2 separate regions of the Homo sapiens genome follow, and region 1 is linked to region 2. The links are chromatin contacts, found by Hi-C or POLR2A ChIA-PET in ENCODE. All regions are on one chromosome and are shown on one strand. Each heading gives the region's core, a stretch centred on a gene start or an enhancer-like site at or near the end of the contact. The rest is flanking DNA. Distances are from core to core; before and after follow the strand shown. Region 1 holds the start of LINC01876 (long intergenic non-protein coding RNA 1876). Region 2 holds the start of NR4A2 (nuclear receptor subfamily 4 group A member 2).

Region 1 (3,089 bases), core at 164-2,663, 78 kb before region 2:
ATACATATATATGTGTAATCTGAAAAAATACATATATCCAAATGCAGTTGAGTGGTCAGGGGTGGCTTGAAAATAACAAGAAGATAAAAGGTGAACAAAGAGAAAAGAGGATAGCATACCATGAACAGAGGAATTTGATTGATTTTGTTTTCTGCAGATAATTTTTTAACTTCTCAATAAAATAAAATAAAAGTAATGTAAAACTCTACTTAGTTCATTTGCAAATTTCTGCCTGTCATAAACCTTGTGCCCATCAACAATGCATAATTTCCTAATGGTTGATCATTTCTGTATATAATTACTTTTCTGTTAAGAACTCTTGGGCTTGCAAAATAGACCCCAAATAGCCAATTCAATCCTAAGCAAAAAGAACAAAGCTGGAGGCATCACGTTACCCTACCTCAAACTATACTACAGGGCTACAGTAATCAAAATAGCATGGTACCAGTACAAAAACAGACACACAGACCAATGGAACAGAATAGAGAACCCAGAAATAAGACTGTATACCTGCCACTATCTAATCTTTGACAAATCTGACAAAAACAAGCAATGGATAAATTTATTGAATGGGGAAAAGATTTTCCATTCAATAAATAATGCTGGGATAACCGGCTAGCCATATGCCAAAGTTTAAAACTGGACCCCTTCCTTACACATTATACAAAAATTTACTCAAGATGGATTAAAGGCTTAATTACAAAACCCAAAACTATAAAAACCCAGAAGACAACCTAGACAATATCATTCAGGACATAGGCATGGGCAAAGATTTCATGACAAAGACACCAAAAGCAATTGCAACAAAAGCAAAAATTGACAAATGGGATCTAATTAAAGAGCTTCTGCACATCAAAAGAAACAATCAACAGACTAAACAGACAACTACAGAATGGGAGAAAAATTTTTGCAACCTATGCATCCTACAAAGGGCTAATGTTCAGCATCTACAAGGAACTTTAACAATTTCCAAGAAAAAACAACCCCATTAAAAACTGGTTGAGGAGGAGCCAAGATGGCCGAATAGGAACAGCTCCAGTCTACAGCTCCCAGCGTGAGCGACGCAGAAGACGGGTGATTTCTGCATTTCCATCTGAGGTACCGGGTTCATCTCACTAGGCAGTGCCAGACAGTGGGCGCAGGTCAGTGGGTGCGCGCACCATGTGCAAGCCGAAGCAGGGCGAGGCATTGCCTCACTTGGGAAGCGCAAGTGGTCAGGGAGTTCCCTTTCCGAGTCAAAGAAAGGGGTAAAGGACGCACCTGGAAAATCGGGTCACTCCCACCCGAATACTGCGCTTTTCCGACCGGCTTAAAAAACGGCGCACCACGAGATTATAAGCCGCACCTGGCTCGGAGGGTCCTACTCACAGGGAGTCTCGCTGATTGCTAGCACAGCAGTCTGAGATCAAACTGCAAGGCGGCAGCGAGGCTGGGGGAGGGGCGCCCGCCGTTGCCCAGGCTTGCTTAGGTAAACAAAGCAGCCGGGAAGCTCGAACTGGGTGGAGCCCACCACAGCTCACGGAGGCCTGCCTGCCTCTGTAGGCTCCACCTCTGGGGGCAGGGCACAGACAAACAAAAAGACAGCAGTAACCTCTGCAGACTTAAATGTCCCTGTCTGACAGCTTTGAAGAGAGCAGTGGTTCTCCCAGCACGCAGCTGGAGATCTGAGAACGGGCAGACTGCCTCCTCAAGTGGGTCCCTGACCCCTGACCCCCGAGCAGCCTAACTGGGAGGCACCCCCCAGCAGGGGCACACTGACACCTCACACGGCAGGGTATTCCAACAGACCTGCAGCTGAGGGTCCTGTCTGTTAGAAGGAAAACTAACAAACAGAAAGGACATCCGCACCAAAAACCCATCTGTACATCACCATCATCAAAGACCAAAAGTAGATAAAACCACAAAGATGGGGAAAAAACAGAACAGAAAAACTGGAAACTCTAAAACGCAGAGCACCTCTCCTCCTCCAAAGGAACGCAGTTCCTCACCAGCAACGGAACAAAGCCGGATGGAGAATGACTTTGATGAGCTGAGAGAAGAAGGCTTCAGACGATCAAATTACTCTGAGCTACGGGAGGACATTCAAACCAAAGGCAAAGAACTTGAAAACTTTGAAAAAAATTTAGAAGAATGTATAACTAGAATAACCAATACAGAGAAGTGCTTAAAGGAGCTGATGGAGCTGAAAACCAAGGCTCGAGATCTACGTGAAGAATGCAGAAGCCTCAGGAGCTGATGCGATCAACTGGAAGAAAGGGTATCAGCAATGGAAGATGAAATGAATGAAATGAAGCGAGAAGGGAAGTTTAGAGAAAAAAGAATAAAAAGAAATGAGCAAAGCCTCCAAGAAATATGGGACTATGTGAAAAGACCAAATCTACGTCTGATTGGTGTACCTGAAAGTGATGGGGAGAATGGAACCAAGTTGGAAAACACTCTGCAGGATATTATCCAGGAGAACTTCCCCTATCTAGCAAGGCAGGCCAACGTTCAGATTCAGGAAATACAGAGAACGCCACAAAGATACTCCTCGAGAAGAGCAACTCCAAGACACATTGTCAGATTCACCAAAGTTGAAATGAAGGAAAAAATGTTAAGGGCAGCCAGAGAGAAAGGTCGGGTTACCCTCAAAGGGAAGCCCATCAGACTAACAGTGAATGTCTCGGCAGAAACCCTACAAGCCAGAAGAGAGTGGGGGCCAATATTCAACATTCTTAAAGAAAAGAATTTTCAACCCAGAATTTCATATCCAGCCAAACTAAGCTTCATAAGTGAAGGAGAAATAAAATACTTTACAGACAAGCAAATGCTGAGAGATTTTGTCACCAGCAGGCCTGCCCTAAAAGAGCTCCTGAAGGAAGCGCTAAACATGGAAAGGAACAACCGGTACCAGCCACTGCAAAATCATGCCAAAATGTAAAGACCATCAAGACTAGGAAGAAACTGCATCAACTAACGTGCAAAATAACCAGCTAACATCATAATGACAGGATCAAATTCACACATAACAATATTAACTTTAAATGTAAATGGACTAAATGCTCCAATTAAAAGACACAGACTGGCAAATTGGATAAAGAGTCAAGACC
Region 2 (3,265 bases), core at 312-2,811:
ATACAGCATTGGAACCTTCTCTTGCATTTTTTTTTCTTGTGGTGAAATTGCCTTTTCTTTTGGTAGAGGGGAAGAAAGTAGAAGTCAAGAATATAAAATGAGAAAACAATCTTCCCCCTTACAAAATGTTAGAAAGGCCTTGACTGAGAAGGCAAGTTGAGTGGAAGCATCCGCACTTCTAAAGTGCTTTTGACAGAGCACTGGGATTGGAGCTACAGATAAATTGATGTTCACTTTTCCAGAAAACTTGTCTTTCAGCATCTTTAATGGTCACAAGGCTTAATGGTCACAAGGTGGGAAGAGGGGATCTACTTTTCCAGGAGCTTCTTAGGTCAATTGCAGAGGGGGGACATACTGCTTATATGGTATTGGCACCAATATTAGAAGTGTTTCCCAGCACAGCAAGATGAACACCTTCCCCATAATGCCTTCCACAATCTGCCTTTCTGGAACAAGGCATTCTTGTGTCCTAGCAATTTTCAGATGTTCCCACTTGGAAGACATTCTAGAGCACAGACAATCTTATTACTAATGAAAAAAGAAAGCCAGTATCCTCTCTTTTTATTCTTTCCCCTCCCCCACAATCTTGCTTCATAGTGGTGGTGGGGGTGGGGGGAAGATTACCCAGAAAAAGCAGAAAGGAGACTCGAACCCCACAGCCCTTAGAGATATTCCTGTGTTGGATATTAACCCCCTGGTAGCTCCACAGTTTCATAACTGTACTCTTTACATATTCATATTCTCGCTCTGATACATTCGCAAACCCAAGGACAGCATATGTCAAAACCAGAAATTTCAGGCAACTTAGTAACAGGACACGCTACCAACACCACCCTTACTCAACAATACCCGGGAAACATCGCGCGCTGGCCAGCCGCGGAGACACAGTTCCCAAGCAACGCATAAACTGAAGAACTTCCTCTCCCTGTCAGTTTGTGGGCAGCTTCCCTCGTATACATAGGACTTGGAGTCTCCGTGTTCACAGGCCACAATCAATTCCTCACTAACAGCAAACTTTGCGCACATTTCCGCGGGCTAGTCCTCAGCTCCCAAACTGTGGAGTCTCCCTTCCACGTCCACCAATGAGGAGCCTGGAAACCTCTGTCGAGAGCCAACTCCCCACTAGTGCCAAAGCCGGAGTTCGAACAAATGCCCCCCGGTAACTGCGCGCACGCACTCCCCATCCTTCGGTCCCACTCTCACTAGAAGCCTCTGGCTCCCACTTCCAGAGAACCTGTCCCACACAAGTGGAAAGAAGAGACGTGCAAAAGAAGGAAAAAGCATAAAAGAAGGCGAACTGCATGGGCTGCATCTACTCACTTAGGAGTTCTCCGCGTCTGTCTTCATTCATTCAACTCTGCCGAAGTGCAGTTCCCTCTGGGAGCCCGGGCGCCGGGGTCGGGTAGGGGTGGGAGAGCTGGGCGAAGGGAACCCGGACACCTCACGGAGGGAGGGAGCAGGGACAGGCGGCCGGCTGGACAGGCAAAAGGGACCGCGGAGCCGTGCGCGAGCCGCCGGGCGGACTGGCCCTGGCCGCCAATGTGCCTTTGTTTATGTGGCTTGCGCTGCCGCTGCCAACATGCACCTAAAGTCTCCGCGCGTCAGCGCGCGTCAGCGGCCCGCCGCCCAATCGCCGCGCTGCCGCGCTCCCTGGACTCCTGGCCCGCGCTCGCTTTGGTATATTTCCGACCTGACGTCACGAGCAGGGCCGATTTTAAGGTGGGAACCGCTCTGCGTTCACCTTGGTAGCCAGCTTGGGTGGTTTTTGGTGTTTTTTTTCTTTTCTTTTTTTTTTTCCGAAAGAGGTGTGACCTCTCCCAGGTCTGCGCAGCCCGCAGCGTCGCGACACTTCACTTTCCCCGAAGCCCCTGCGCCCGCGCAGCGGCTCGGCCGCTCACATGTGGGGAGGGTGCAACAAAAGCACCGGCGGAAGGCAAGGCCGGCGTGGCCAGGTAGTACGCACCTGGAGCCGCACGGAATGGGATGTGCCTTGCAGCGCCCTAACCTCTCCCACCCACCTTCGTCACCCCCTTAGCGGAAGAGCGTACAGATGTCCCATGACACGAGACGCTCAGAGGGCTCACGCAGTTCGGGTGGGATTTCCCTACCCGGTTCATCCCCTTTTACTCCCTTTTCCTGTCCCAGGCCTCCTCCTCTTCTGGCATATATTCATTCTAATTATCTCTCTCTCTCACTCTCTCTACCCCACCCCCACCCCCCACACTCCCATCTGAAAGGGAATGGGAGTGGGGGTAGGGCTTATTTTTCTATGTTTCCTTATTTCCATGCAGTGCCCACGTTCGATGGAGGACGTGGTGCTTGCGGGGGGGGGGGAGAGGAAGGGGAGAGGGTAGACAGTGACCGTGACCCAGCTCTTTAGAAACCCCAAAAGTCAGAGTGAAGCGTCGCCCCTTTTCCTTTCGCAGACAATGCAGCCGAGCAGCAGGCAACAGGTGCGCCTTCTGCAGAAAGGTACTCTGATTCCCACCTTCTGCAAACTCTAATACTTTCGATACTCCTCTGTGCCCACCAACTCGTACCCCTTCCACGAGTTTTAAGGGAATAAATCGATCTTCGTTTGAAACACAAGGTCTATCACAGCCTCAATCTTAGAGCCCAGAAAGACTGGACAAGAAAAGCGAAGCGGGTGGGGATTGGGGGCAGCGTCTCCGCAAAGCGTAAGGTGTGAGCCTACAGCCCAGCCAGGAGAGGGGCCCGAGCTGGCTCTGGGAGCGTGTCCCACCCCCGCGGCCGTCCAAGTCGCCGCCGCTTCTGCTTTGCAAGTCATTTCCCCTAGCCACGCCGAGAGCGCAGGGAGCTTTCTAGCAAAGGAAACGCCGCAGCTCCGGAGGGCAAGCCCCCTCCCCGTCTCCCGGCCGGAGCTGGGAGGGCTTCCTAGGGCTTCTCCCGCGGGGCTTCCAGCGGCTGGGCCTTGGGAGGGAGAGTTCGGAGCCGCCCCCGCTTTTCTACTCGCGCAGAGCGTCCCAGCCGCCCCTCCTTTCTCGGTGTGGCTCGTTTCCAGGCAGCCGGGACCCTTTTGCAACTTGCCCCCCTACTCGTGTTCTCAGTACCGGCCGATGGCTCCGTGGAACTATTCGGGATCCCGGGCTGCTCAACCCTAATCTGCAGCCCCGCCTTTGCCTACTCCCTGCTGCCCCCAGCTCGCCGGCGGCTGGGGAGGCGTTGCCATCAGATGCCCTGCGGCTGCCCCAGGAAGCCGCGGGCTCTTTTGCGCCGCAGCCTCGGGGAAACCTACGTGACCACC

What was found. Hi-C counts contacts between places; a loop is a spot of excess contacts on that map. ChIA-PET counts read pairs that join two places held with the same protein, here RNA polymerase II (POLR2A).
Region 1: a map of Caco-2 shows a loop between it and region 2 (2.5-fold over the local background). The contact joins the promoter of LINC01876 here to the promoter of NR4A2 in region 2. A Hi-C loop is called at or near these places in 2 of 168 maps with a recorded cell type or tissue (Caco-2 and naive thymus-derived CD4-positive, alpha-beta T cell). POLR2A ChIA-PET finds 5 or more read pairs at or near these places in 7 of 52 experiments (H1, K562, Panc1 and 4 more).

What each region holds. Positions count from the first base shown.
Region 1 is chr2:156,253,518-156,256,606 of GRCh38, forward strand. LINC01876 (long intergenic non-protein coding RNA 1876) reads right to left here and starts at 1,414. Exons shown (of 4, transcript NR_110250.2): 1 at 1,261-1,414.
Region 2 is chr2:156,331,160-156,334,424 of GRCh38, forward strand. NR4A2 (nuclear receptor subfamily 4 group A member 2) reads right to left here and starts at 1,562. Exons shown (of 8, transcript NM_006186.4): 1 at 1,321-1,562. RefSeq lists a silencer at 1,314-1,513 and an enhancer at 1,744-1,823.